Linked DNA regions of Homo sapiens: all the other regions are linked to region 3. The links are chromatin loops, found by intact Hi-C in ENCODE. Cell type or tissue: heart left ventricle. All regions are shown on one strand. Links, peaks and the distances in the headings refer to the core of each region. The heading gives the core; the rest is flanking DNA.

Evidence for each region. Peaks named below come from ENCODE experiments on the same cell type or tissue, not always from the same donor. Only the 100,000 strongest peaks of a DNase experiment are listed, where the experiment ranks them.
Region 1: a loop joins it to region 3, with 3 times the contacts of the local background. A loop is called at or near these places in 22 of 110 quality-filtered maps.
Region 2: a loop joins it to region 3, with 4 times the contacts of the local background. A loop is called at or near these places in 20 of 110 quality-filtered maps.
Region 4: it touches region 3 in a loop (7-fold over the local background); 90 of 110 quality-filtered maps call a loop at or near these places.
Region 5: it touches region 3 in a loop (5-fold over the local background); 33 of 110 quality-filtered maps call a loop at or near these places.
Region 6: it touches region 3 in a loop (4-fold over the local background); 7 of 110 quality-filtered maps call a loop at or near these places.

What each region holds. Positions count from the first base shown.
Region 1 is chr16:78,768,579-78,773,982 of GRCh38, reverse strand. All of the region lies in intron 8 of WWOX (WW domain containing oxidoreductase), which reads right to left. Among named protein-coding and RNA genes, the nearest start is that of WWOX-AS2, 270 kb to the right of the region's middle. RefSeq lists an enhancer at 5,174-5,253. In heart left ventricle, for the core only: CTCF peaks have their summits at 3,025 and 3,226 (motif pointing right); a DNase peak (open chromatin) is centred at 3,242.
Region 2 is chr16:78,500,372-78,505,775 of GRCh38, reverse strand. All of the region lies in intron 8 of WWOX (WW domain containing oxidoreductase), which reads right to left. Among named protein-coding and RNA genes, the nearest start is that of WWOX-AS2, 3.0 kb to the right of the region's middle. In heart left ventricle, for the core only: a CTCF peak has its summit at 2,090 (motif pointing left); no DNase peak of the experiment used is centred there.
Region 3 is chr16:78,120,617-78,124,799 of GRCh38, reverse strand. The region is part of intron 4 of WWOX (WW domain containing oxidoreductase); the gene reads right to left. Among named protein-coding and RNA genes, the nearest start is that of WWOX, 23 kb to the right of the region's middle. In heart left ventricle, for the core only: CTCF peaks have their summits at 1,638 and 1,838 (motif pointing left); no DNase peak of the experiment used is centred there; H3K27ac peaks cover 213 bases.
Region 4 is chr16:78,232,837-78,237,439 of GRCh38, reverse strand. All of the region lies in intron 5 of WWOX (WW domain containing oxidoreductase), which reads right to left. WWOX-AS1 (WWOX antisense RNA 1) reads left to right here. Exons shown (of 4, transcript NR_184272.1): 4 at 2,443-2,778. Among named protein-coding and RNA genes, the nearest start is that of WWOX-AS1, 6.6 kb to the left of the region's middle. In heart left ventricle, for the core only: CTCF peaks have their summits at 1,838 and 2,049 (motif pointing right); a DNase peak (open chromatin) is centred at 2,049.
Region 5 is chr16:78,434,507-78,439,910 of GRCh38, reverse strand. The region is part of intron 8 of WWOX (WW domain containing oxidoreductase); the gene reads right to left. Among named protein-coding and RNA genes, the nearest start is that of WWOX-AS2, 63 kb to the left of the region's middle. In heart left ventricle, for the core only: a CTCF peak has its summit at 2,369 (motif pointing right); no DNase peak of the experiment used is centred there.
Region 6 is chr16:80,082,360-80,087,763 of GRCh38, reverse strand. All of the region lies in intron 2 of LOC105371357 (a long non-coding RNA gene), which reads right to left. The region is part of intron 3 of LOC105371358 (a long non-coding RNA gene); the gene reads left to right. Among named protein-coding and RNA genes, the nearest start is that of LINC01228, 260 kb to the right of the region's middle. RefSeq lists a silencer at 2,964-3,033. In heart left ventricle, for the core only: a CTCF peak has its summit at 2,975 (motif pointing right); no DNase peak of the experiment used is centred there.

The DNA of each region.
Region 1 (5,404 bases), core at 825-4,824, 650 kb before region 3:
TCTCATTTCAGCCACATGCTTTCAGAGTCATGTTTTCAAATTCCATGAAGGGCCTGGGAAAACTGTGTTAAATTCCAATTCTGGATCTCCCATACAAGTATGCGAATGATGCCAACAGAAGTTAAATACAATAATCGTTTTGCAGCCAAGCTCCCTGTTCAGAACTCACATGCAAAGTACTGCCTGATCCCAATTAGCTCAAACTTGTTTTTGCTTCTCTTTGTTTGTCGCCTCCTGCCCACCTTCCAGGGACTCCTCATTTTGGGTTATTTGTTCAGACTTCAACTCCAGACACACCACTGTGATTTCGTTTTTAATAAACACTATCCAGTGAGTAGCGGAAAACAATGAGAGGCACCTGCACTCTATTATAACTTCTCATTCCACCCACGAGTGCGGAGCTATGAATAAGTGAGAGCCCCACTAGTCTAAGAATAGTAACAGCGTTTTCCCATCAACACAGCATCCTCCAACTTCAGCTAACACAAGGGACAAAGTACCCTGCTGCCCGCCTCATTGTTTTAAATGAGGGAGGAATGTCCCGAGGGGAGCCAAATGTCTGCGCTCTGCAGCCAATGACTTACCCATGGGTGGGACCAGAGGATGGTCCATTCCAAGCTAGGAAACAGCTGAACATTCCTGAAACCTTAGGGATAGGGAGTGCTAATGACTGACAGTCCAGAAGCCAGAGCCAGAAGTTGTAGTAGAAGGAACATGGGGTGTGGAATCGGAGAACACAAACTCGGGCTCTACTTATTAATAGAACAAATATATATTAACTGCCCAACAAATGTTTAGGCACTGTTCTAGCGGCTTAGGATACCGACAAAATCGTCAAAGTCCCCTGCCCTCATGAAGCTTACAATCTAGCCACTCACTAGCCACTGAGCAAGTTACCTAATTTCTTTTTGTTTGTTTGTTTGTTTCTTTTGTTTGTTTGTTTTGCTTTGGAGACAAGGTCTGCAAAACAGACCTTGATGCCCAGGCTGGAGCACAGCGGCATGATGACAGCTTTCTGCAGCCTCAGCCTCCTGGGCCCAAGCAATCCTCCCACCTCCACCTCCTGAGTAATTGGGACTACAGCCATGTACCACTGCACCCCATTATTTTTTTGATTTTTACTTTAAGTAGATACAAGTTCACGCTATGTTGTCCAGGCTGGTCTCAAACTTCTGAGCTCAAGCAATCCTCCTGCCTAAGCCCCACAAAGCGCTGAGATTACAGGTGTGAGCCACCGCGCCTAGCCAACTTACCTAGGTTCTTTGAGCCTCTGTTCCCCTCCTGTGGAATGAGCTAAACATATGCCTATGCCCCAGTGGCTTGAAGCCTGGAATTAGCTAGTAGTAGCCATGCTGGTAATAACAATCACCACTTTTTTATTTGTTTGTTTAATCTCTTCCAAAGTATTTGTTACCTACAAAAGGGAAGATAATAACTTCACACTGCAGAACCCAGAAGTCATCACATTAACCAAATGATCAAGATTAACATTTCCAAGAAGAATTACACGTCTACTGGAATCAACCTAAATGTCCACAAATGACAGATTGGATTAAAAAAAAAGTAGTGAATATACACCATGGAATACTATGCAGCCATATAAAAGAATGCGATCATGTCTTCTGCGAGAACACGGACGGGGCTAGAAGCCATTATCCTCAGCAAACTAATGCAGGAAGAGAAAATCAAATACTGCATGGCCTCACTTACAAGTGGAAGCTAAATGATGAAAACTCAAGGACACAAAGAAAGAACAACAGACACTGGGGCCTGCCTGAGGGTAGAGGGAGAGAGGAAGGAGAGGATCAGAAAAATAACTATTGGATACAAGGCTTATTACCTGGGTGATGAAATAATCTGTTCAACAAACCTTTGTGACATGAAGTTACCTATATAACAAACCTGCACATGTACCCCTGAACCCAAAATAAAAGTTAAAAAAAGAATTACAGGTCCAATTAACATTTCCAGTAAGAACACACATATACACTAATAATCCCTTGGTAAAATACACTGAGAGGGAAGTATCATTTTTGTACTATTCTTTTCAAAAAAATGGTTTTTATTGTAGTACAATGTATGTAACACAAAATTTGTCATTTTAACTTTTTTTTTGTGAGAGAGCTAGACTGAACTCGTTAAAGCTCACCTTTGCTGTGATCCAACTCTTATTTATTTATTTATTTATTTATTTATTTATTTATTTATTGTGAGACAGAGTCTTACTCTGTTGCCCAAGCTGAAGTGCAGTGGCACAATCTTGGCTCACTGCAACCTCCACCTCCTAGGCTCAAGCAATTCTCCTGCTTCAGCCTTCCAAATAGCTGGGATTACAGACACCCACCACAATGCCCGCCCAATTTTTGTATTTCTAGTAGAAACGGGGTTTCACCATGCTGGCCAGGCTGGTCTCGAACTCCTGACCTCAAGTGATCCGCCCATCTCAGCCTCCCAAAGTGCTGGGATTACAGGCGTGAGCCACCGCACCCAGCGCATTTTAAGCATTTTTAAGGATACAATTCCGTGGCATTAATTACACTCATGATGTTGAACAACCATCACTTCTATCTCCAAAACTCTTTCATCACCTCAAACAGTAATAACCACCTTTGAACATATATTTAGGTTGGGCATGCATGTTCTTCAACCTCAACAGAAGCTGGGGGTTGGATCACTGTGATAGCTTCCTAACTGGATACCCTGTTTCAGTCTTCACCACCTATCCCTTACCAATCCACTCAACACAGCAGCCAGAGCGATCTTTTCAAAGAGTAAGTCAGTTCCGGTCAGTTCTGTGTTCAAGACTATCCAAATGGATCTCCATCCCTTAAAATGCGTGCTCTGGCCAAATGCTAATTCTCTTCCCTTCATCCACACCTGCTGTGTTGCAGCTGGCTTACTTGCATGCCATGCCGGCTGACCTGAGGGCCTTTGCACGTGCGGTTCCTTCTGCCTAGAATGTTCTGCCTCCAGCAATCCCTTCCTTCATGTCTCTGCTCCAAATGTCACCTTTTTAGAGAGGTCTTCCTTGTACAGTCTCTATCAAACAGCACACATAATAATTCTTACGCTCCTCGCTCTGCCTATTTTCCCATAGCACTGATTAGCATCGGTGCCAACCGTCCACAGATGACGTCTCAGTACCAGGCACATTTAGCATTGCTCGGCTTGGGAGGAAAGAAGAGTTTCCCCTTTGCCAGCGGACGCCATGTCCAGCTTCGCCAGTAGAGGGCGCTGCAGGGACACTGGCGCAGACGGGTTCTGGTGCGAAGCTCCCATAGGGGCATCTCCCTGTGGGCGGTTCACTTCGGGGAGGGGGGGAGGGGGCGGGAGTTTCCCGGCACTCCACCCCTGCAGGCTGATTTCCAGAGACTTCCTTGGTAGGCACCTCCCACAGACGTCCTTCCCTGGCACCACAGAGAGCGGTTTCCCAGTGAGTCCCACCTTTATGGGGGCTTCAGTGAGAACCTTTCTGCCATCCAATGGGCCATGGCCCAGTCCAGATCCCAGTCCTGGCCCGTGGGGACCCCAGATTTGCTCTTTCCTGGGTGTACTGCCCCATCCCCCATTGGTACTGGCTGCTCCCAAATCTGTATTCTTGGATTCTTTAGAGTTAAATTTTTTTTTTGTTTGAGACAGAGTCTCACTCTATGGCCCAGGCTGGAGTACAGTGGTGCAATCTAAGCTCACTGCAACCGCTGGCTCCCGGATTCAAGTGATTCTCCTGCCTCAGCCTCCCAAGTAGCTGGAACTACAGGAGCACACCACCAACCCCGACTCACTTTTGTATTTTTAGTAGAGACGGGGTTTCACCATGTTGGCCAGGCTGGTCTCGAACTCCTGACCTCAGTGATTGGCCCACCTCGTATTCCCAAAGTGCTGGGATTACATGCATGACCCACCATGCCCGACCTACTCTTTTTTATTTTATTTTACTTAAAGACACGGTCTCACTCTGTCACCCAGGCTGTAGTACAGAGGTGAGATCATAGCTCACAGCAGCCTCAACCTCTTGAGCTCAAGCGATCCTCCTGCTTCAGCCTGCCAAGTAGCTGGGACCCCCACATGCTCCACCACACACGCCCAACTACTTTTTATTTATTTTTATTTTTATTTTTTTATTTTATTTTTTATTTTTTGTAGAGACAGGACCTCCCTATGTTGTCCACACTGATCTCGAACTCCTGGACTCAGGCGATCCTTCCACCTTGGCCTTCCAAAGTGCTGGGATTACAGACAGGCATGAGTCACTGTGCTCGGCCTGATTCTCTTTACCCTTTAGTAGCCAAAACCCTGTTGTAGCTAATAATTCTTAATATTAAATCTTCCCTGTTAAAATTATGATATAGTTTCTGTCTCCTAACTGGATCCTGACTGATGGAGTAACAGACATGGTAAAAATAAATAAATAAATAAATAAATAAATAAATAAATAAATAAATAAATAAATAATGTGGGGGGTGGGTGGGAGGGATTACATTTGTTAATTACCCATTTTATCTCCATCTGTCACAGAATGCAAGCAAGGACTTTGCTTTGTTTACCACGATGTCCCCAATGGCTACAACATGTGCTTGACAGGTTACAAGCACTGGATAGGAAGGAAGGAGGGGAAGAGAGGGGGCGGAGCAAGAGACATTGTGAAAAAGAGAAAGGATGGAGGGAGGCAGGATGGATGGATGGATGGACAGACGGATGGACGATGGTGACTCCCCCCAACTCCCAGGTGGCATTACACGGGCTGTAACAGCGCCTGGTATATAGTAAGCACTCATGAAATAGTCATATATGAATCTCTTTGCAGCCCTTACATAATTTCCATTTAACCTTTCCATCCTTCCACCAATTATTTGGAATACCAAAATACCTCACTATCAAATGCCAGAGCCTTATAAAGATGGCCTTGTGGCCCCTGCGCCTACCCAACCCCAACAACTCTCTTGAAGAAAAATAACAACAAATTGACCAGAGACTGAAAAAGGAAAGCATCTTTGAACCACACCTTCTGGTGCTTGGTTTTATTCTGATGCTCAAAACAGAATGGAAACCGTCCTCCTCCCCTACACCATGGCGCAGCGTCAGCTTCCTGCTTACAAACAACGGCATTGGCGGGTCATGCTCTCCTTTCTCTTTGACTGGAAAGCCCTTCAGGGTCAGTACCTCATTTCTGGTGTGAATATTCACTTTCTCGTTCCACAAAAAGACCCACCAGCAAGCTGTGAAATGAGCATTTCACAAAAGCATAAAACACGCCGATAATTAAAACGCTGGGCAATTAGAGTGACAAACTACACTCCCCAATCTACAGAGTTAATTTCACAACCTCTGAAAATTATAAAGGAAATCTATTTAGAAATTAGGAAGCTCCAAAGCCTTTTTTTTTTTTTTTCCTCGAGATGAAGTC
Region 2 (5,404 bases), core at 566-4,565, 380 kb before region 3:
TTGCCTCTTCCTGGCCAAATGCTTGGGGTTTCTTCCAGCCTTAAGCCTGCATGCTCCCTGTGCTAGGGAGAGCAGAGAGGCATGGCCAGGACTGGGAATGAGGGTGTTGCTAGCCAGACTTCCCAGCAACTTCCTGAGTTTGGAGCAAGCCAGAAGCGTGATTTTTTGGTGAGGCTGGCTGGCCCCAAGAGGTAGGGCACTGGGCGCTGTAGCCCAGCACTTCTCTAGAGCCCAGCAGAGTCTAGGTATCCAGTGCTTGAACAGTCTCCCTGGGCTGCCCAGGCCAAATCTAGGTACGAAGCGTTAAAAAAGTAAGATGATTTTCAGGGAGAAACAGATTGGCTTTCTCCAGTCTCTTCCATCTCAGAGTGTCCTGAGCCCCACTCAGAGGGCCTGGTGGACCCGAACTTTATTCTAGAAACTAGGCTAGTTAAAGAAGGCATTGTCAAGCCAGAAGCTGCCTCGGAGTCTTGGCAAGTGTATTAACTCAGTATGAAATAATATAAACAGAAAAGAACAATATTCTGTTTTCTCACTCCAGGCATTCTAGAGGCTGACGATTAGAATTCATTTGGGATGGGCCACAGCTTTCAAAAGTAAGTTCTGTGTATTTAAAAGATCTTTAGATTTGAAGTTCTGAAGAGTGGGGGCTGCCTGGTGTGAACGCTCTAAACCCTATTGTGCTTCGGCGGCTCAGAAAAATTCAGGAACAATAATATCCCTTAGAGGAGGAGAAGGAACTGTGTGAAATACACCATTTATCTCCTTTCGTGCACAAAGGCATATACATAAGCATATACAAAAACACATCAATTTATACATTCTTTTCCGGGGAGTCCTGCAACGTTTCCCAGTCATTATTTATATTAATTAATGTGGGTTTGGTTTCGAAACTGCTCAGATTAAGAACTCGAGATATTCTAGAAAGTAAATAATCCAGCTGTTGCCTACCACAGAGAGCCCTGAGCACGGATGCATAAGCTCTGGATTTGGCATGTAAACGGGGAGGCTTCATGCGTCCGTGGCGTGGTTCCAAGCCCCATGACCAGCCTCACTTTTGCAATTGAGAAACTGGAATTAATTCTCCCATCCTCCCCGATGCACAGAGATGTGTTCAGGATAAACCGAGTCATATTTCATAAGTTCTGGGTGCTAAAGGGGAAAGAAAGATAGTATTACGAAGACACTGGCATCACGACGCCCACTTCTGGAATGAGCCAGTCTGTTGAGCATTTACATAACAAAATAGCAATGTACTTTCCATGCCATAGCAACCCTGGAAGAAAACTGCGAGGTGGAAACCCTGGACAATTTGTATGAGGATTCTTGAAAATCTGAGATAGACAAACGCATTCTGAGAGATCAAGCTTGCTTATAAATGTTGGTTCATAACAATGTAATCTACATATGTGAATCTCAGAAAGTACCTTTCTCCTGGGAATTTCTTTCAGAAAAACAATCTTCTTTAGTTTACTGTTTTTAAACCTTTTCCCCCTTCAGGGATACTTTACCCTCTAGACTTGCCAAAGAGCCATTTCCTAATATATCCTAGAGAATACATGATTTCATTTTTCCACAGATGCATTTCTATACACCTGGTATTTCAGTTATTTATTAACCATGCCTAGTTTTGTAGTTTCTAGCTTTGTATCTTTGAAGTCATTAAAACTTAATAGGAGAATTAATCATAAAAGAAATCTATCAAACACAGTTGCCAAGCACTTTTTTCCCCCTGACTGACATCTTTAAGATGTATTTGAATGTTATTTATTTCATCACACCCAGGGAATAAAAAAAACATAACTTGCAGCTTCCAAGTTCAGAGAAAGCATAAAAATGTGATTTACTATTTATTGTACACTTAGTCGCATGCATATTATATATTGCATGTTAATCTTCAACTGGCTAAGTTTAGCAAATTTGACAACACTACTGTTTGCTAGAGAGGAAAAAGAGTCGACATCTGTTCTCTTCCAGATATGAATCCTTCTTGGAAGGAATCAGAAATACTCGCAGGCCTTCTAGTTTCTGGGTAAACTGATAGAACACAGGCTCTTTAACTGGACAGTCAAACCACAATGCCCCCTGGTGGTGAAATCATGCATATACACATGTAAGTGTTTGCACCTTGTGAATATTTTTAAGAAGAAATCTTATTTCTAATGGTGTGGAAATGTTCTTTCAGTTTTAAAAATGCAAAGACAAAGATCATGGCACATCAATTATGCTTTTAGAGAGAAAATAAAGAATCGCTTTGCTGTGAGTAAAATTAAAGATGCATTTAGTTTATCAAAATCACCTTGATCAAAAAAAAATTTTTTTTTTTTACAATAAGGAATTATATTTAAATTCCACACTGAAGATCTGGAGTATGGGGGGGATATAGGAATTTCAGCATATGTATTATCTGAACTAAATTTACAAAAGTGGAACAGTTGGAAGGTACTTATAGGTAGACCTGAGGGTCTGTTACCTTATTTTCAGTTCAGTGAAAATGAAATGAGAGCAGATTCCAGATTTTACCAGCGGATGGAAGACTCCATCTTCCCATCATGCTCTCAGCATGCACCTCTGATAAGCAGCTTAAAGGGAATTTCCTGGGGTCAGACATAAATAGAGATTCTCAGGTTCTCTTAATCCAGACACACATCGCTTGCGAGTTAGGCCTCATAAATCTCAAAAACAGTCAGCAACATATGAAAGGCAATGTTGTTAGAAGGCTCAAATACATTAAATGGGAACGTCTGAAACATGGACTCATTAATCATACAAACACTGCCGAGGCTGTGTAGTAATCAAAGATCGCAGCACCTTCCTTTCTTAGACAGCATCTCATTTCGCTCCTTGCTATCGCTGGAAGCAGGGAGGCCCAGAATAGAAAACGCCATTGCCTTCCTTCTTCACCTAAGGAGGAGCTCAGCCATTAACAGTTACGAGTCATACTGTAAGTAGAGCATGAAAAAAATCACCAACGTATCCCAGCCCCCTTTTCGAGATCTGCTGGCCTTGGCAATGATGACTTTTTTCTGATGCACAACATTTTAAGACACTTGCCCAGTGTCATAGACATCACTGCCAAGACATGTCATCAAAGGATATTGGAATGAAAACAGAAGTCCATGCTGAAACTTGTGGACAACACAGATGCTCATGGCAGCATTATTCATAATAGACACAAAATCCATGAACTAATGAATGGATACACAAAATGTGGTATATCCATACAATGGCGTATTACTTAGCCACAAAAAGAAATGATGAACTGGTAGATGCTGTCGCAGGGATAAACTTTCAAAACATGATGCTAAGAGGAAGAAACCAGACACAAGAGACGACTAACATATCACTCTATTTATATGAGGTACGCAGAATAGGTAAATCCATAGAAACAGCAAGTAGATTGGTTAGTGGTTGCCAGGAACTGGAGAGAGGAGGTATTTGGGGTGATGACTAAGGGGTCATTTTCTTGGGTTAATGAAAATGTTCTAAAACTGATTGTGATGGTGGATGCAAACTCTGAATACACTAAAAGCCATTGAATTGTACACCTTAAGCAGATGAATTATATGGTAGGCACATTATATATCAATAAAACTATTAAAGAAAATGAAAAGGATATTGGAGGGCTAAGGGCAGATAGGCCCTGCAAAGCTCCAGTGGATGTGTGCCTGGGAAGGAAGACAAGTATAAAGAAGAGAATAGCATTAGCATCCAGAGAAGTTGGCTAAAACCCTGAGTCAGGCTACGATACAATTCTTACTTTTGCAAAGGGGATAAGACTCAGGTCCATGCCCCCAGAAACCTTCTACGTTAACTCTGAGAGGAACCGAAATCTGACGATGGGCAGGTGGGACCACAGTGGTTTTCACCTTTCATTGCCACCCCAACCCCACCGCAACATCCTTCCCCACCATGGAGCCTGATTTCATTAGCCCAGGGCATCGCTAGTTTCACGTAACTTCTCAGATTCCAGCAGTTTGGGAGGCTGAGGTGGGTGGATCACTTCAGGTCAGGAGTTCGAGACCAGCCTGGCCAACATGGTGAAACTCTGTCTCTAATAAAAGTACAAAAATTACCCAAGCATGGTGGCGGATGCCTGTAATCCTAGTTACTCGGAAGGCTGAGGCAGGAGAATGGCGTGAAGCCAGGAGACAGAGGTTGCAGTGAGCCAAGATCCCACCACTGCACTCCAGCCTGGGTGACAGAGGAAGACTCCATCTCAAAAAAAAAAAAGAAAGAAAAAGAACTTCTCAGGTGGTTCTAACGTACAGCCCAAAGTGAGCAGTACAGTTTGAAAGAGAGCCAGCAAAAAGGTTGGAACTTTAAAGAAAAGCTGGGTGAGCTATTTTGCAGGCTGTCTCAATTTCTTACACATTCACAGATACCTAGACACTGCTGCAGCCGGCTAGAGGAGGTCATCTTAAGCTCTTGAAAATCTGAAGATTTTCATAAAGAATGCCAAAACATTTACACAAACAAAGATATCTGAACCAAGGGGTCTGCTTTTATTTATTTTTTTTTTATTTTGTGTTTTTACAACATGCAGGTGCTGCTCCAAAAAAGTTTTTCAAAAAAAAAAAAAGAGAAAGAAAGAGAGAGAAAGAAAAACATGTATTGCAGTGAGGGTATTTATGTTCAAAGTTCAGAAATTTGTGGGCATTAACTGAGACCTGGAATCCCTGCCATTCAGCTGACCCTCTGCCCTGCCCAACATTCTTCACTGTTAAATGCCTAAGAATAATAGCCTCCTCCACCTGCACCCCAGCAAAGTGAAACATATTTCCCTGGCTGGGTTTTAAGTCAAGCTAAACACCAGCAGACCTAAGCGTGGTACCTGCATCACTTGGCCGTCCAGAGAAAGAGACACACTGGCTTTGAATTCTTTTGGAACTTCTTTGAGCCAGAAAATATCGACTCCTAGCAGGCCCAGCACAGGCGCTGTTGTACATGCTCTCTGGGTCTGTACTGATCAATGACAATTTTGGTAAACACTGCCTGAATAATTCATCATAGAAAAAAGCTTTCGAATTAAATGATATTACTGGGGCTTCCAGCACAAACACACACGTGTTCCCGAAAAGCTAGTCCAGCTGGAAGACTGCTTGGAATAACCACGATGATACCCAAGCTAAGCCCCCCATTTTATAAATTGTAATGAGTCATCTACCTACCCTACCCTCAGTCATAGGAAAATGCTGTTGGAGCCTCAGCCAGGTGTTCCAGCAGCATGCACCTGGCACATCTTGCTATGGCTTCTCATGGTAAAATGCTACCATGGTTAACCCAACGCGGCAGCATGCAGCGATCTAAAAAAAAACAAACAAAAGCGGAACAAAGATAGATGAAGGGAAAAAGGAAGGAAGGAAGGAAAGAAGAAAAGGAGGAAGGAAGAAAGAAATGCAAA
Region 3 (4,183 bases), core at 184-4,183:
TGAAGGCTCCAAAAATCACAAAAAGTAAAACCATCAAGCACAGCCTGGTGAGCAAATAACTCAAAGACTTAAAACAATTAGATTTAAACCTTGTCACACAATGCAACCCTTCCTATGCACCCCATTCAGTTAGGCTTGTGTAGACTGAGACCAGCTCTTCATGAAATGTACCGTTATTTATGAAGCCAAAGGGAGATCACAAATTTAGGCAAGAAACTAAAAGCGAGCTATTGGAACCTGCTTTTTGATCCATCTACTGGTGCCTTAATTTAAGACATCTTTCCAAGAAGGCCTCCTAGTGACCCCAACCTTATTTTGGAGAAGGCTGAGGATTCATATCTACTCATGTATAGGCTACAAAAGTCCAAGAAGGTCTGTGTCATACCAAACAGGCAACGGTCAAGGGGGTTTCAACTGTCAGCATCTTATTTATTATGAAGTCTATAATAATTCCCAGAATCGCCATCTAGTTTTAACAATTTATTAGATAAACAACGAACACACTCGTATATGAACAACCAAAATATCTTTACTCTGGTGAAATAGCTTTGCAATGTTACAAGTATATTCACAATGTTTTTCAGGCTCTTGCATTTTCAAAAGAGAAAAAGTTGCTGAAAAAAAAATTATATAAATAAAAGTATATAATATAGCATATTCGTTTTTGTCCCCATTTAAAAATTTGAAAATAAGCAGTTTTGTAAAGCCAAAGTGTATTCCTTTCTGGGCCAAATTTCTATTTGACAGCTGAAATATGCGATTAATGGGCTGCCTCAAACCATAATTACACAGCCAAAACAAAAATTACCCTCCCTAAGATTGTACATGGAGAACACTGGCTATCTGCTTCACATTAAGTAGCTGGTTTAATATGATCCCTCTTACTTAAGAAACATATACTGTACTGAGCCCAAAAGGACACGTTTTCTTCTACAGCAAGAATGTATCATTAATAAACAATTTAATTACAATAAATTATGTAACACTGGGTAAGGCTTGTAGCAGGGGGCAAGGGACACTATATTCTTAGAAAAAAACATAGGGTTGCGGGTGCAGTAGCTCACGCCTGTAATCGCAGCATTTTGGGAGGCCGAAACGGGTGGATCATGAGGTCAGGAGTTCAAGACCAGCCTGGCCAAGATGGTGAAACCCCATCTCTACTAAAAATACAAAAATTAGCCAGACGTGTTGGCAGGTGCCTGGACTCCCAGCTACTCGAGAGGCTGAGGCAGAAGAATTGCTTCAACCTGGGAGGCGAAGGTTGCAGTGAGCCAAGAATGCGCCACTGCACTCCAGCCTGGGCAACAGAGGAAGACTTCATCTCAAAAAAACAAAAAAAAAAAACAAAAAAAAAAAAAACAAAACAAAAAACAAAGAAAAAAACATAGGGTCACCAAGGCGTTCAAAATGAACCTTAAACAGAGGTATTAATACTTAAATATTACAATTTCCACTTAGGAAAAAAAAATCATATTATTGCTAGGCCAGCACACTCAAAAGCAATAATGTCATGAAAACACATGCCCTTGTGTGATTTGGCAGAACAGGCTGCTCCCTGAACACAATGGGCCTTTTTATTAAGTGGATCCCTTCATCCCTGGCATTTTATACAAACAAAACAAAAGAGAGAGAAAAAGAAACAAACACGACACTAGTAACAGTCTTCAGTTTGAACTTCATCACAGAGAATTAGAAGACCTAAAAGATATGTTAGAAAAGTAAAAGACATTATTTAACCAAAATGAAAGCAAGATGGACTGAGAGGAACAGAACTATATTGCAATGCTGCCTCTTTTGTTTAATTATATCAAAGGGCAACAGAGCCCTCTAGTGGAAAAAAATAAAAATATATAAAGATGGTTCTGCTTTTAGATTAAAGGAAATATGTACAACACCCCCGGGCATGGTGGCTAGTGTCTGTAATCCTAGCACTTTGGGAGGCCAAGGTGGGCGGATCACTTGAGTTCAGGAGTTCAAGACCAGCTTGGCCAACATGGTGAATCCCTGTCTCTACGAAAAATACAAAAATTAGCCGGACATAGTGGCTCACGCCTGTAATCCCAGCTATTCAGGAGGCTGAGGCAGGAGAATCACTTCAACCCGGGAGGCGGAGGTTGCAGTGAGCTGAGATCACGCCACTGCACTACAGCCTGGGTGACAGAGCAAGGCACCGTCTCAAAAAAAAAAAAAGAAAAAAAATGTAAAATAACATCTTCCATTACAATTTTTATTGTGCCACTCTATGATGTAAAAGCAAAAGATCAAATTATTTTAATTGGGTTTTAAGTAAAACAATTTCCAAGTTTTCAAGCTTTACGTAATGCTACAAAACCTCAAGTAGAACAAAAATCTATTATTAATTTTTTTAATTATGGGTTTGACCCACTTTGTCATTAAACAATAGTTTGTATGACTCTCATTTGTTATGCTGACACCATAAAAAAGTAATTAAAATCTAAACCTACATGCAGGCATGAAATTCAACTGATGGCCTCATGTGACAAAAAAGTTTCAGTTGAGATCTAATCAGGTTCACACTGACAGTAGCCCCCCCTTATCCTCGGGAGATGCGTTCCAAGACCCACAGTGATGCCTGAAAACTGGATAGTACCAAACCCTATGTATTCTATGCTTTCACCTATACATACATACCTAGGATAAATTTTAATTTATAAATTAGGCACAGTAAGAGATCAACAATAATAATAAAATAGAACTATAACAATGTACTGTATAAAAGTTATGTAAATGTGGTCTCTCACACTCTCTCTCTCTCAAAATTAGTATTTTCAGATGCCTGTTGACCTCAGGTAACTGAAACCTCAAAAAGTGAAACACGGGCCAGGCACAGCGGTTCACACCTGTAATCCCAGCATTTGGGGAGGTTGAGGCAAGCAGATTGCCTAATGTCAGGAGTTCAAGACCTGTATGGACAACATGGCAAAACCTTGTCTCTACTAAAAACATAAAATTAGTAGGGAGTGGTGGTGTGCACCTGTAATCCCAGCTACTCAGGAGGCTGAGACATGAGAATCACCAGGCCCTGGGAGACAAAGGTTGCAGTGAGCTGAGATCACGCCACTGTACTCCAGCCTGCGCAACAGAGTAATACTCTGACTCAAAAAAAAAAAAACTGAAACACCACGGATAAGGGGGGACTACTGTATACATGATTACAAATTTATTTTAAAAATATATATAACATACACACACCCCTATTATAAGCATTTTACATGAGATTACCAAATTATGAGATGATGCTCATTAGAATGTTTTAAATTGGTCTCTTCCTTTAGATATTTACTTCTCAAATACTTTGATCACGTGATTTCCATGTACACTCAATGTCCAATAATATCTCAGTGTAAAATGGTTAAGTCATAAGGTACTAATTCTCAATTTTTATATAATGTCATTTAAGGACTTTGTCTAACACTGTCAAGAATCTCCATAGTTTCTTAGAACAAAGTAACTTCAAAATAATTTTACTTACAATACCTGGGTATAATTTAGCATAAGATAATAGTAGGCACAAATGTTTTTAATTTAAAATGGAGTTCCAATGCCCAAAAGGTTATTTCGATTATTTCAGAATATTTTCCTTTCCTTAATGAGCACCAGGTTTTTAAAAAGATAAATGCCAAGATCCCACTAGTTTAAGTCTGGTCAACAATCAGAAAGGAAACTAATCAGGCATTTCAAGATCCCAAGTGCAATGATCTCATATGAGTGTGTTTTACCCATGAAAATGACTAAATGTAAGTTAGCTATGGCCCCAGATTTATGGGACCTTTTGGAATAACTAGAAAAAAAAAAACCATCAATGACATGCTTTAGGCTCAAAGGCAAAATTTAGTAACATTTAGGTATGGAAAAGAAAACAAAGAAGCAAAGGTGTAAAGGAAGCTGGCGTAGTCCATAATTGGGAAGTGTGGATTTAAAATCTTAGGAATGAATACCCTTCTCTACATGAAGAAAAAGTAATTTTCTTCTATTCACGTAGAACTGGTAAAATTTGCACAAGATATGAATTCATCGTGGTGACAATTTGTAGGATCAAAGAGTATGGCAACTACAGTTCACACTGTAATTTCAACACATGATTTAGAAACAAGACCCTAAGTTTTAAAAAGTAGGCTCTCTAAGCTAAGACAATCAATTTCAACATCACACTATAATTACA
Region 4 (4,603 bases), core at 1-4,000, 110 kb before region 3:
GTTCAAGTCATTTAAGAACGCAATTGCTTCCTACTCAATTTTTCAAAACCAAAATAACAAATACGATATGAGCCATAACTTAGCAAAATTACGTGTTTTAAACAGTCTCTTTCAAAAAACAATAGATTAAAAAGTGCAATATTTTTACCCCCTCTTAAATTGGAATCATGGTATAGCAGGCAGGATACAAACTTCTCATTTCCATTACACATTTTCAGTGCCATCATTAATCTGAATGACATCAACAAAATGCCCAATGCACATAAATCAGTCAGACTTTGAATCATTCCTGCAGCCTCTGAACATTTACCATGGAGCTCAATAAGCCAGGCAAGAACACAGATTTTTTTTTTTTTTTTTTTTTTTGAGACGGAGTCTCACTCTGTCACCCAGGCTGGAGTGCAATGGCGTGATCTCGGCTCACTGCAACCTCCGCCTCCTGGGTTCAAGTGATTCTCCTGCCTCAGCCTCCTGAGTAGCTGGGATTACAGGCATGCACCACCACACCGGCTAACTTTTGTATTTTTAGTAGAGATAGGGTTTCACCATATTGATCAAGGTGGTCTTCAACTCCTGACCTCGTGATCCTCCCATCTCGGCCTCCCAAAGTGCTGGGATTACAGGTGTGAGCCACCGGGCCCAGCCGTAGGAACACAGATATTATCATCATGGGACAAGTCATCCATTCCCAGATTCCATGACCCTCTCTGGTGTCCACTGTGGATTTCAGCACATGTTTAACTATGAAACTCTAGTCACGCTTTTTGATATACAGGTTCATGGTTACTAGTGTCTTATCCTGCTTGAGCCAAGAATATGCACTAACACATTAGACAAACCTTGAATTAAAATGGGCAACCCACCATCCAAATGGGGAAAGATGATTACAGACAAGTTCGTACGAGTAAACTACTTGAAGGCAATTCCTGTGCTTAAAATGGCCACGTGAAAGGTGTCCCTGACATGGAAAGGACAAACCATGAAATGACCCTTGAAGCTCTTAATGTGTCTGTCAAAAAAGCAAAGCCAACTGTCAAACTGAAAAGCCAAAATCATCACAAAAACACCTATTCTTCAGAGGCCTCAAATCTCAAACTATCTCCCACCATCCTTTGTAAGTATGTATAAGGAGGCCAGGAAACTAGCATTTGCTGAGACTTTATTCTCAGCTTTGTATGCTTTGCATAAATGATGTCATAGAACACATTGACAGTGAGAAAACTAACGTATTAACATTTTAATTACCTTGCCCTATCACGAGATTAGAAAGATTCAGATATGAGACATCCAAAGTCTGTGATCTGAACACCAGAGTCAGAGGCTGGCAACCTATGGCCCACGGGCTGAATCTGGCCCACTGCCTGTTCCTATAAATAAAGTTTTATTGGAACACATCCGTCCATTTATATATTATCTGTGGCTGCTTTCCTGCTGTAACAGGAGAGTTGAGAAGTTGCAACAGAGACCATAAAGCCCACAAAGCTAAAAATATTGACTATCCAGCCCTTTAGAGAAAAAGGCCATGCCCAGGCTCCTGTGGGTACCTGCTATGCTACAGCCCCTCTGCTGGGGGAAACCAGCCCACTCACAGGTTCCCAGTGAGGCAGGATCTCTGGGCAGTTCCTTAGTAATTGGTGGCTCTGTGACTTCCTTCCCCCAATCACCTTGACCATCTAGTCTGGACAATATGAGCGCCCATGACGTGAGGACAGCCTTGTAAACAGGGTGGCCTGGCTGGAAAGCCTTGTCCAAAAGGCACAACAGTGACTACACTGAACCCATCCCATGCATCCTTTTGAGAGTTAGAAGGAGGCAATTGCAAGCCGGCTGCAAAAGACAAAAGACACCAGAGACTTAGAAACCAGTGAAGCCACGCTGAAGATGCAGACAGAGAGCTAGAGACAAGGTCAGGGGCCTCTGTTGCACTCCAGACCCGGTCCGGAGGCTTTTCCATGCTTAGGGGCAAGGATTGTCAGGGTTCTGCTGTCCCTTTCTTTAACCTCCTTTATGATTCCCCAAGAGCATCCTGAGTGCACCTCCACTCCCTGCCACCAGGGGTCAGATGAGCCGGCCTGGCAGGCTTGTTTCCCTCCACCAGACAACAGCAAGGACCAAGATTGGCAAAGTGACACATCCTCTCCAAAAGAAGAACATGCAGAACAAATCAAAGAACACAAACCACGACTGACAAACACAGCCACACTCGATTTTAAAGTACTGAGCTGTTTGAAGAAAGGAAGCATGGCAAGGCCCCTTCCTACTAATAACAGTAACAACAATAATACTAAATATTTTATAATAATTTTAAATTCTTAATTATTTATGATATTTCCCTCCATTAACATCACGAACATCATTACGTGTGTGTGTGTATTTTTCTCATTTTAAAACCAGCAGATGAGAGTAAAGGATTTCTTTTTCCTCTCCCCCACCTCTTTACAGGACCTACTGTTAAGTTTTCAAGACCACCCAGAAAGAAATTTGAAGTTGGGTTTATATCCTTAATCCCTCAGTTAGAAAAAAAAGAAAAGTGAAGAAACTGCATCTCCAAGATCCTGCTATATCAACTTCAGTTTTTTGAAGTTAAATTTGATTTTTAAATCCCTTGGCTGATGAGACCTGTGTGGGTTTTTTTTTGTTGTTTTTTTGTTTTGTTTTGTTTTGTTTTATCATTGTACCTCTATTTTAAAAATAGAGACTTGTGGTTCTTTTTCCAAAAGCAGTCCAACAGAAAGTGAATGGTGGTCAATGCATAATAAAATGAGAGTTACCTTTTGACTTGGAAGAATTATTAGCATTTTGATTTGATGGGTTCTTAGCTCTTCAAATTCAAAAATACCTTATTCAAGTCTAGGAGTTTTCCAAATACTTCGGTTCTAAAGATTACCCTTTTTCGATGCTTTGAAAACTAAAAGGGCATATCAGAATAGAAATCTGGCTGTTGAATAACTTGTAAGCTCTGCAGAGACGTACAAAAACATGGCCACTTTAGCCAGCGGTATGGCGAAAGTCTGGGGCCCACACTACACACACACATATGAACTTCTCATGACCCTCAAGTATATTCATATGATATATCACAAATACCATAAAGCAGCATTGTAATAACAGGGAGGAATTGATTTTAAAAGGCCTACATCAAAATGAATAGTCATAAAAGTATAATAACCTAGACTGGAAAATTTAGGGATTAGAGCATTTTGAACATTATACCTCAAATTTATAAAGGCTGTATATTAACATTCACAAAGGTTTTTAAAGATGGAATAGCTATGTACACAGTGAATTTATTCTAAAATCCAGACTCAAAAAAAAAAAAGAATATGAACTCCTCCCCACCGTGTTCTGGACTAAAATCAATAAGTTCCCTTTAGGTAATTAAAATGCTGGTCCCACGACCTGCCATCCTATTCCCAGGCTTAGAATGTTAGGAACACTGTTTCTGCTTTGAGAATGGAAGAGAGCAGGTTACCCTGATGCCTCTGGGGCCAAACACAGGGGATACATTTTCCCAGTAGAAGAAATCAGCCCTGATCCTCAAGAAGAAGAACATATTGGCATATTTTAGTGAGACTGAGGCATACTGCATCTTGGGGTAAAAACTGAATCATCAGGCCAGGCACGGTGGCTCACGCCTGTAATCCTAGCACTTTGGGAGGCCAAGACAGGCGGATCACCAGGTCAGGAGATCTAGACCATCCTGGCTAACACGGTGAAACCCCATCCCTACTAAAACTACAAAAAAATTAGCCAGGTGTAGTGGCAGGCGCCTGTAGTCCCAGCTACTCGGGAGGCTGAGGCAGAAGAATGGCATGAACCCGGGAGGCGGAGCTTGCAATGAGCCGAGATCGCGATAGTGCACTCCAGCCTGGGCAAAAGAGCAAGACTCCATCTCAAAAAAAAAAAAAAAAAAAATTTAATCATCAAAGGAAAATGTTTCAAATTCTAGGGTAAGCTGACATGGTACACATATACAGCGAAATACACCCAGGGAGGCTGAAAGTCCAATAGGCCACCACAGCACGTTAAAAATGTCCTGTTTTACCTATAGTCAACAATAATAATAAATTATATATTTAAAAATTTGTTAAAAGGGTAGGTCTCATGTTAAGTGTTTTTACCACAATAAAATATTTGTTTAATGTCCTCTACGTGGCTATTATGATTGGAAAAGGCATACCTTGAACAGAGATGAATAAATCTGCATATCTGTGAAATGTCAGTTCAGCATGTTGATCGTCAGTAATCTTTTCAGAACATTTCAGATATATGAAAATAGCACCAATGTCTGAGTTTGAACCTGAACTGGTTTCAGCTAAAGTGATCATCTTCAGCCAAAATAATGGGTATTTCTTTCTTGGCCTTCCTTCTACAGACTTCTAAAAGACAGTGGAAGCACTGAATATCCTTTTAGAAACAAACAATTACAAATTAGCTGGGCATGGTGGCGCACGCCTGTAGTCCCAGCAACTTGGGAGGCTGAGGCAGGAGAATTGCTTGAACCCAGGAGGCAGAGATTGCAGTTAGCCGAAATAGCACCACTGCACTCCAGCCCGGTGACAGAGCGAGACTCCATCTTAAAAAAAAAGAAAAGAAAAGAAAG
Region 5 (5,404 bases), core at 618-4,617, 310 kb before region 3:
CTCATCCCTCCCATCTGTGCCTTCAGACCTTATCAAATAGGATGCAATGGCTGGCACCACAGAAGCCATCTTGTAAGCATGAGGGAAAAGTAAAGATTATCACAAAGGAGCTACTCATATAGTAGCCAAACACAACCCTTGCTGCCTCAGCAACTCTGGATACATGGGAAGCAAAACCTCTATTATTTCAGCCACCTTTAAGTGGGTGTTAATAACTTGCGGCCTAAAGCAGCTAAACTGATGTAGAAAATTAACCTCAGAAATGTCAAATGATTTCAAAATTATGTAACTAAAAGGGAGTAGAGGCTGCAGTTTGAATACAACCCTCATGATTCTAAATCCTTTGCCCTTTTCCAACTTACTTACATCCATTGGTCACTGGACTAAGCAAGCACTGTAAACTTAAAAGCTTTGGACATAATGACGTAAGACTACTAAAACCAATGGTAATGTTAATCCAGGGCAGGAAGAAGTATGTTTCTTCCTGCAAGAAGGTGGCCTCAGTGGTGTAAGAGGACAAGCCAGCTACCAGGTCCTTCTGTTGACAGACAACTGCAGGAAAGCGCCAGTGTGGTCCAACCACAGAGGGGTCCTGAGAGTCCAGTTTTCTAACATATCTGGACTGGCAAGAGAAAGGCAACCAGAAAATTCAAACCTCACTCAGGAGTCTCAAAATGTTTAGATTCATGAAGAATACAATGAAATTTCCACTTTGAAAACCATATTTCCCCCTCGCAACAGAAAGCCTGTTTTATACACCCTCTGCCTTGTATGTGATACACCAATGTACCAATACACATTCAAACAGGGGGCTTTGCCCTTGATAGTATCTATAGTGTAGTCAGCTGCAGGTATTTAAAGATGGAAAGGGGGAGAAGTATTTTTCTAAAATACTAATTTCAGGAACAAATCAACATCTATTATCTCCTTCATTACGTTTTAAATTGTACAACTATAAATCACCCTGCAGCGGGTTATTCAAGGGCAGAATTACCCCGTTTGGCTTTCACGAAGGTTAGAAGAATGACATCTTGTGCTTTTTCTAGTTATAATTTATAACTTTGCAACAGGACCAGCATTGCCGGCCCATCCATTAGCAGGGTAGCTGCACATCCGTTAAAACTCAGCACGATGACTGGCTTTACACGGGCACAGGAAACGTAACCCGATCGTCGCAGAAGTTCCATAAACGTAAGCCATTTTTTAATGTAAAATGATTTGAAAATGCAGTTCCCTAAAACATCTGCTAAGCTCTTGCTACCCTAACACATGATATTCTTTCTACTGTTATCTGCCAACACAAATATGTGGTTGCACAAAACACTCCTAAGAGGCAAGTGACAGTGCTCAACTTCAAATCTGCATACTGGTCCACAAAGGACCGGCTTGGACCTGGGAACTCTGGCAAGGATGTATTTACCAGAAATGAAAGCTTATGTGGAAAAAAAAAAGGTGGGGTTGGCGGTGGTGGCAGCATTCATTTCAGTGAAGGTGCTGTCAAACATTTTAAAAAGGAAGCATAACTGCATAACTAGATATGGATGCCAGGGGCATTACCGTGCATTGGACAAAGCAAATGCAGCTGCAATTAGCAAGTGAAAGTTTACAAGGCTGGTATATCATTTTCTTGAACACGCTGCATGAGGTTTCTGTGCTTTTCAATTACAAAATAAAGATAATAATTCTAAGATTGTAGAACTTGGAATTATTAATTCTAACAGAAATTATGAGAAATTAATGAAAATATATGCTGATACATAAAGCATCGTGGTATCTGGGAAAATGGTCAATCTGCATCTCTATTTGGAAGTGTGGTAGGATTCTAAAGTCATCACACATGGTTACAACTGCAAAAACCCAAGATTAGCCTTGAAAATCCCTTATGTGCACCAGATACAACACCTGGTTTTGTGAATTAAAACCCATAGACTAATATGTATATATAAATATAGATACTAAAATACAATACATTTTTTCACCAACTCGAAAGTTCTTACCAAACAATACACATTAATGCGTGCAGGTGCAAAACATTTTAGAGTAATTTAACTGCATAAAAGAATGCTCTAGAGTCAAGAAAATAAACATGTAATGCACGTATGATGTGACTTCATTATTAGAAAGTACTCAGCAAATGTTAGTTTCCTTTAACATATTTTAGAAGCAGCTATTTGAAGTATATTGCATCTTTTTTAGAACGACACTTAAAAATAACTCACTTTCCAAGTTTATCTGTGATTTTTATTTCACCATAAATTGAAGGGAGGAAGAAACAAACACTTCCCTCCCAGGACGCCCCAATACACTTGTCCAGTTCTCTGGATCTGAAGAAGAAGAGGGAGGCAGAGACATGGCTTTACCAGTAGGGGCCGCTGTGCTGAGAATTGATTCCTGTGAGTTTCTCATTAGTGATTATTATATTGCAGGCAGCCAAAATGGAAAAATTAATTAATTTCAAAGTGATAATGCATTTACAGCAACAATTAGAAATGTGTAACTGTAAAAGGGCAACATTTAAAAGACAGATCACATTTAATAAAGTTGCACAAGAACATCCAATTGTAAAATTACTGATCTGCAACAATATTCCTTAAAGAGGCACTTAAAATAGCCCGACTCCATGAAGAGTGACCTAATTACTGTAACTAAAATCACCGTAGTCACAGCAAGTCACAGCAAATAAAAAAGGGACGTTGATATTAGAATACTGCTGTTTAATACTTAAGGGAGCCAGCTACAGAGAAGAAATGAAGGCAGGGCTTCCGAGCGCAAGTCTGGGTTGTATTTCTTGCTCCCCTGACCTCATGCAACAGAATGTGTACTCCAGCAATACCCGTGTCAGAAGGAAGCACCCTCTCTAAGGTAAAAGGCAGACAAGGCAGAGCACACTAGCCATCTGGTGATAGGGACATTGCATCTATGCTAAGCTTCTCAATCACAATTAGAAACCCAGCCTTTACCTACGGAAGAAATGGGATGCAACTGCGTGGCTTATATCCAAAAATATGTCTGCATTCAAATAGCAGAAATGCACCCTTTGTCCAAGAAACTGATGCATTATCCTGACGGAAGCAATGCCGAGCCACATACGCAGGATAGCCCAAGAGGGTGACTTTTCCAGTCAGTCTGGTCTATCTTACTAGGAAAATGACCAACCCGAGGTCTACATTCACAGTGATTCCTCTCCTAAATACAGAGTCCTAAATGTTTATGAAAGAAAAGTGAATGCCTGTGAATTTGACAAGCAAGCTCAGAGCGCCAATTCCACCTCTGCATGAAGTGACGTATTACTTTCAATGGCAAAAACCTCAATAACTTCTGTATCAACCTAATATAGAGAACGCTGATGGCTAAAAAAGTACTACCAAACGCTTAAATATATAAATACACTAGAGAGGATTTTAGTAAGACTCTTAGCTACATATTCCACAGTCTTCGTCATCTTCATGCTTATCTAAAGTCCATTTGTGACATATAAAAGCTGCTATTTTCTAATCACTCAAGGTCAGAAACAAGAAAAGTCCACACCCTACGGCTTCCTCACAAATGAGACGTGCAGGTTGGAGATCACTGAACCAGGGTCCCTTCACCTGGACGCCCTTTCTACCTGGCCAGTAAACCTCTCCCTGAGTCTTTGGGGCCAGGGACAAAGCCCTTCTCTTCCCTTTCCAGACTCCCAATTTGCAGACTCTTGTTCTGTCAGCAGAGATTACATTTTGGAGAATCATCATCGGGACCAAGGCACTGCTCACAACGACAAGAGTAACAGCCATCGTGGCAGGAAGTACTGCATACCTCCCATGCGAAAGGCACTGAGCTAGGCATGTCATTTGACCACGCTCTCCAGTATGGCAGCCACTTGGCACACGTGGTGTTTTTCAGTTCGAATTAACAAACATGGAATCAAATTGAAAATTCACTTCCTCAGTTCTATTAGCCACATTTTTAGAACTCAATAGCCACATGTGGCCCACGACTACCATACTGGAGAGCCAGATTATAATAACTGCAGAAATTCTATATCCATCATTATTGATGTTATATGCATTATTGTCGGTCCTTACACTAACCTGTATCACAATTTTCATCGTAATGAGACAGGCTCAGAAAGCTGGTGACATGTCTAAGTTGTTCCAGTGGTCAAGGGTAAGAGCTGAGCTTAGCCATCAGCACCATTAGCAGGAGAGCTGTGAGGTCCACTGTCCCAGGTTGCCACTTTCTTGTCTTGCCACCACCAGGAAGTCATGTCAAATCCCATCTCAACTACAAGGGAAATGCTCACGTCCAGTGCCCTTTCTATGAGTGCCCCTCCACAGACAACTTCAACAAAACCTGGGATTTTTGCGATGTCACCACTTTTCTCCAAACCCTCTCATGAGCTACACACTCATTTTCCCACAGCTTTCTCACTCAGGGATCTAAAGCTCAGTGCGCAGTTAATCTTTTACCCAAGGCTGCTCCCAGAGGACATTTGTTTCTCCCAAGCCTTGCCTTGCTATAGGCATTGAGGCCTGTTCACAAGTAGTCTCTGAGCTCTCCTGCCAGGGAAATAGGAGAGACTGCAGTAGGGTGCGGCAGAGGCTGCTGCACACTGGTGGGGTAGGCAAAGGAGTTAGGCATGGAGGTTGGGCATCTGCTATTACTAAGACACACTACAGGTACGGTGCTCACTGAGTTGCAACCTTCGTCCAATTCATTGTGCATCCTCCCCGACATGGTAGTCCCTCTGCCTCCATTTCTAACCCCATACTCTGGTTTTCCACTCAGCCCAAGTCCTGAGCACACGTACTCCCAAAACAGCTAACACTCCGATATCATGATACAGTCACCGATCCAACTTAATTTGCTGGTATTTTTTAGAGATACTCCCGTTAGGTCCAACCAGCCAACTTTCAAGTCTGACTTTATTAAGCATATTATATTAAATATTAGATAATAATCAACTCTTCTCCAATAAATAAAAATGTTTACCCTGACTTTATATTTTAGCAGAACTTGCCTTCCTTCTTTTCCCACATGCCCTGGCACAGAGTCCCTAAGCAATGGGATCAGGCCACAGAATAACAGTTTCCACTATTTTCTATCAATGACTCCTCATCCATTCGAGTCTACAACAAATGGCAGGATGGTTATATCACCCCTCACCAAATTCCATAGTCACAGACTCATCTCTAAAGCTTTCCCATCCCGTTCCTCTGATTAGGGACCTTATGGAAGAAGGAGAAAACGAACTCTCTGATGCCACTGAACCGAGCTCCTTAAAACACATCAATGATCAAATACAAGTGAGATGACTCAAGACCCAAAGATTACAAATGATGGTTGACTGGGCTTGTTAAAGCGGAAGGCACTGGGCCAGCAGAAAATAAGGAAGAATCCACCTCTCTCCTCTCCCCATTCCTAA
Region 6 (5,404 bases), core at 638-4,637, 2.0 Mb before region 3:
GGAGAACTACAAACCACTGCTCAAGGAAATAAAAGAGGATACAAACAAATGGAAGAACATTCCATGCTCATGGGTAGGAAGAATCAATATCGTGAAAATGGCCATACTGCCCAAGGTAACTTACAGATTCAATGCCATCCCCATAAAGCTACCAATGACTTTCTTCACAGAATTGGAAAAAGCTACTTTAAAGTTCATATGGAAACAATAAAGAGCCCGCATCACCAAGGCAATCCTAAGCCAAAAGAACAAAGCTGGAGGCATCACACTACCTGACTTCAAACTATACTACAAGGCTACAGTAACCAAAACAGCATGGTACTGGTACCAAAACAGAGATATAGACAAATGGAACAGAACAGAGCCCTCAGAAATAATGCCATATATCTACAACTATCTGATCTTGGACAAACCTGAGAAAAACAAGCAATGGGGAAAGGATTCCCTATTTAATAAATGGTGCTGGGAAAACTGGCTAGCCATATGTAGAAAGCTGAAACTGGATCCCTTCCTTACACCTTATACAAAAATCAATTCAAGATGGATTAAAGACTTAAACGCTAGACCTAAAGGCATAAAAACCGTAGTAGAAAACCTAGGCATCACCATTCAGGACATAGGCATGGGCAAGGACTTCATGTCCACAACACCAAAAGCAATGGCAACAGAAGCCAAAATTGACAAATGGGATCTAATTAAACTAAAGAGCTTCTGCACAGCAAAAGAAACTACCATCAGAGTGAACAGGCAACCTACAAAATGGGAGAAAATTTTCACAACCTACTCATCTGACAAAGGGCTAATATCCAGAATCTACAATGAACTCAAACAAATTTACAAGAAAAAAACAAACAACCCCATCAAAAAGTGGGCAAAGGACATGAACAGACACTTCTCAAAAGAAGACATTTACACAGCCAAAAAACACATGAAAAAATGCTCATCATCACTGGCCATCAGAGAAATGCAAATCAAAACCACAATGAGATACCACCTCACACCAGTTAGAATGGCAATCATTAAAAAGTCAGGAAACAACAGGTGCTGGAGAGGATGTGGAGAAACAGGAACACTTTTACACTGTTGGTGGGACTGTAAACTAGTTCAACCATTGTGGAAGTCAGTGTGGCGATTCCTCAGGGATCTAGAACTAGAAATACCATTTGAACCAGCCATCCCATTACTGGGTATATACCCAAAGGACTATAAATCATGCTGCTATAAAGACACATGCACACGTATGTTTATTGTGGCATTATTCACAATAGCAAAGACTTGGAACCAACCCAAATGTCCAACAATGATAGACTGGATTAAGAAAATGTGGCACATATACACCATGGAATGCTATGCAGCCATAAAAAATGGAGAGTTCATGTCCTTTGTAGGGACATGGATGAGATTGGAAATCATCATTCTCAGTAAACGATCACAAGAACAAAAAACCAAACACCGCATATTCTCACTCATAGGTGGGAATTGAACAATGAGATCACATGGACACAGGAAGGGGAATATCACACTCTGGGGACTGTGGTGGGGTGGGGGGAGGGGGGAGGGATAGCACTGGGAGATATACCTAATGCTAGATGACGAGTTAGTGGGTGCAGTGCACCAGCATGGCACATGTATACATATGTAACTAACCTGCACAATGTGCACATGTACCCTAAAACTTAAAGTATAAAAAAAAAAAAAAAAGAAAGAAAGAAAGATCATCTAAGATTAACAAACACATAAATCCTAGATGTAGTAATGGAATCTGGGTCAGTCTAGCTTCAGAGCCCATGAGTACAACCAATGGACACTGTCCATTGCAAGAGTTTTTCGTTTGTAACCAACATCAGTCTCTTAACCAGGTATCACTGCATCTATCCTCATCATAACTGGTGAGAGAGTCAGGACCCACAATAAGGTATCCATTTCCGGAATGAAGGCAGTGAGGTACTGAGATCCATTTATTCACTCATCAAATATTTGAGTGTTTGTTGAATGAGTACAGTGGGCAAAATGCCACATTTGGTAATGAGGATGACAATACTTATGGTCTTAGACTAGAACCTGTTAAAGTGTTCCTAAGGCTTGATGACATGTTAAGTGGGACCAGTGTCCTTAGTGCTGGCCTGAGTGCCAAGTTCTGTGTTCCCCTTGGCCATCTGTATGGGAGTCTTGTCATCTAATAGAGAAACCTCTGAACATGCTATGTCTCCTTTGACGGATCCCTTCCTCCTCTGAGCCTCCCTCTCTCACTAAAGAACAATAAGGCTGCATTCAATAATTTCCAAAGTCTTTCCAGTTTTCAGGTATAATTCCGCATCCCACCTTAAAAAAAATATGGTTTCTTATGACACAGAGGGAAAGACTAAATCACACAAATGAAACAATGAGTGAGAAAAGTGACATCACATGTATGAATCAATTTGTATTCAGTTCAAAAACAGGCAAAACTAACCTATGGAGCTAGAAATCAAGATACTCATTACCCTTGGAGCAGAGGGTAACTGTAAGAGTGAAAGAAGGATGCTCCTTTAGGGACCAGATGCATTCTGGGTTTTAATGTGAGTGCTGTTTCCACCTGTATATTCACTTTGATGTTTTGCCAACCTGTATTTTTGCCAATTTGGGCTCTTTTATTTATGTCTTTAAAAATACCTTCATAAAATAAATTCAAACAGAATCTAAAGAGAGTGGTAGGGTAGGAAGTGCTTCTGGCGGCATCAGAAAGAGGTCAGGAGCTCCTGACTTACTTTGTGACCAAGGCAAGTCAACTCACCTTCCCTGAGCTGTGGGAGGTCACTCAGGGCAACCGCCTTATTTTACAGATGAATGCCAGAAGGTCTACGCAATCAGCACTGGGTGGCTTTTCCCACTTCTGAGCTTGGATGGGTAGAGGACAGGCTGTGCCTGCAGCATATACCCTGGAGCCTGGAGGCCTTGGAAGGAGCACACTATCCTGAGTATTCAACAGGTGGCAGTCTTTGCTCAGTGTCAAGATGCTTTGGGTCCGCAGGGCTGCTTTTTAAAGGCAGAATTAGCTAGGACGCTAATCTTGAGGAGAAAGGTTTCTCTATTTCCCGGGGTGGGGGTCTTATCCCAGGAGGTCCCAACTCAAATATTCCTGCTCCTAGCCATTCTATTTAGGGTTCTCAGTTCTTCCAGGAGGAGCCTGAGACAGGAGGCTCCCCAAACCCCATTCTATGGAGCAGTTTGCCCCAGCCATTGAGCCTGCCTCTACTGGGGGTCATGGGCCTCACTCAGGGTCTTCCTTCTTGGGGGTATATCTTTGAAAACAAGAGAGAGAGAATTTTCTGGGAACCTGGGTGAATGCTCCAACAGAGAAGGGAGTGTGAATATTTCATTAAGGTGGCTCGAGGTATTACACAACATTACAAAACCAAGTGTGTTGGCAGGAATCTGACAAGCACATTTAAATGGGTGAAAATAGCAGGAAAAGAGGCCCAGAGTGGGGAAAGACTCAGGGAAGGCCTCTGTAGGGCCCTGAAGGGAGGGACCAGCCCTTTAGGGTCTCCTGCCAGGTCTATGTGAAGTAGCCTCCATCACCATCTGCCCTCACCCCAAGCGCATTCCAAGGTGACGGTGCACTCGGTAATGGCAGGACAGGGGTGACATTCAGCAGCTCACGAACTTCTACCCTCAGACTGGGTAGTTCTGGAGGATGGGGAGTTCTCACGCAATACCTCCTTGGTTTTGACCTCTCAAAAGGGCTGGAAGAGGCTTAAAACTCAGAGCTACTCCAGGAGGCTGCCCTAGAGTCTCAGATGTCTGGATTAAGTGATAGTCGAGGCTGGAAAAATATACTGAGACCTATTTGTTAAGGTTGTTGTGAGGTTGGGGTATACCATGGGGTTCAACGCTTCTCTCTAGTTGATGGACAAGAAGGAACAAAGGCCTCTTTATTTAAAGCATTGAAGATTTTCTCCTCTGTGTCGTATCTCATCATGTTTTCTTCTATAAAACAAGCCTATTTCTGCGGAGATAATGAAAAGAATAATATAAAAACATGCATTGAACTATTATAGGACCAGATACTCTACTAACTTTGCACTTCTTATTTTTTTTATAAAGCACTGAAGTACAAACTATTACTATCCCCATTTTACAGATGAGAACATAGAGGCTTAGAGAGGTTAAATAACTTGCCTAAAGTCATGCTCCTAGTAGATGTCAAAAAGGAATTGAAATCTAGGCCTGTTTGAATCCAGAGCCCACATACTTTATCTTTCTTGGTTGGAGAATGTGTCAAAAACCTCCCTGAATTTTTCAACTCACTCATAATCCAAGGGAGGTGTGGTGGAGGGGAATTCATGGAACAAGACAAAGAGTAAAGACATTGGAACAAGAGAAAACCTGGGTCATTTATAAAGTATGTCTCTTGTTCTGAGCACTTGGGAAAGCAACTTTACTGTGCAGAGCCTCTGTTTTCTCTAGTTGCTGTGAAAATGAATTGAAGAACTATCTGTAATGTGACAAACCTGTTATCTGGCATGAAATAGATATTCAATTAATGTTAAAGCCCTTCTTTTCTTCCAGCTTCCCTGCACCTGACTAGCTAGATCTAATTATCTTACAGGGTTGGTTCCTTCTTCCCAGGAAGAGTTTCCTCAGAGAGACTGCAACTGATGACTCTAAACCAGAGCTATGTAACTGTTGGATGTTCTCTGCCTGCACCTTGAACTCCCATCTCAATACTTAATTACATTGTACTGTACATTGTTTAATTATTTATATTTCCCTCTATGACTGACAACTTGATGTGGCAGAAAATGTGTCTACCTGGTTCACTATGGACTCCCAAACTAGTAGTAGAGAGACTAAAATGTTAGAGTACTAAATAAATATCTGTGGATGGATGGGTGGATGGATGAATAGGTGAATGGATGGATGGAATGATGGATGGATAAATGTATGGATGGAAGGATGAATAAAATGGAAGGATAGGTTAATGAACGGGTGGATGAATGGATGAGGAGGCCGGGGATGGAAAGACAGATGGATAGATGAATGGATGGAGAAATGAATGGATGGACTGATGAATGAATGGATGGATGGGTGGAAGTATGGATGAAATGGATTGATAGATAAATGGACAAATGGATAGACAGCTGGATAGATGAATGGATGGAAAAATGGATGGATGGGTGGTTAGATGAATGGATGAAATAGATTGATCACTGGATATAAAGGATGGTCTGCTTAAGTATCTCAATTTATAACATTGTGTCTATCTCACATGTATACACACCGGTGTTTTGGGGAATGTTGTCTGTTTACTATTAATTCCTTGGCTTTTATCATTGTAGGGATGCTTTTCCTAGGCAGAAGCAACACCCAAGGCTCTCTCTGCCTAAACAGATAAGAGCCATTCTCCAGTCCAAACCCACAA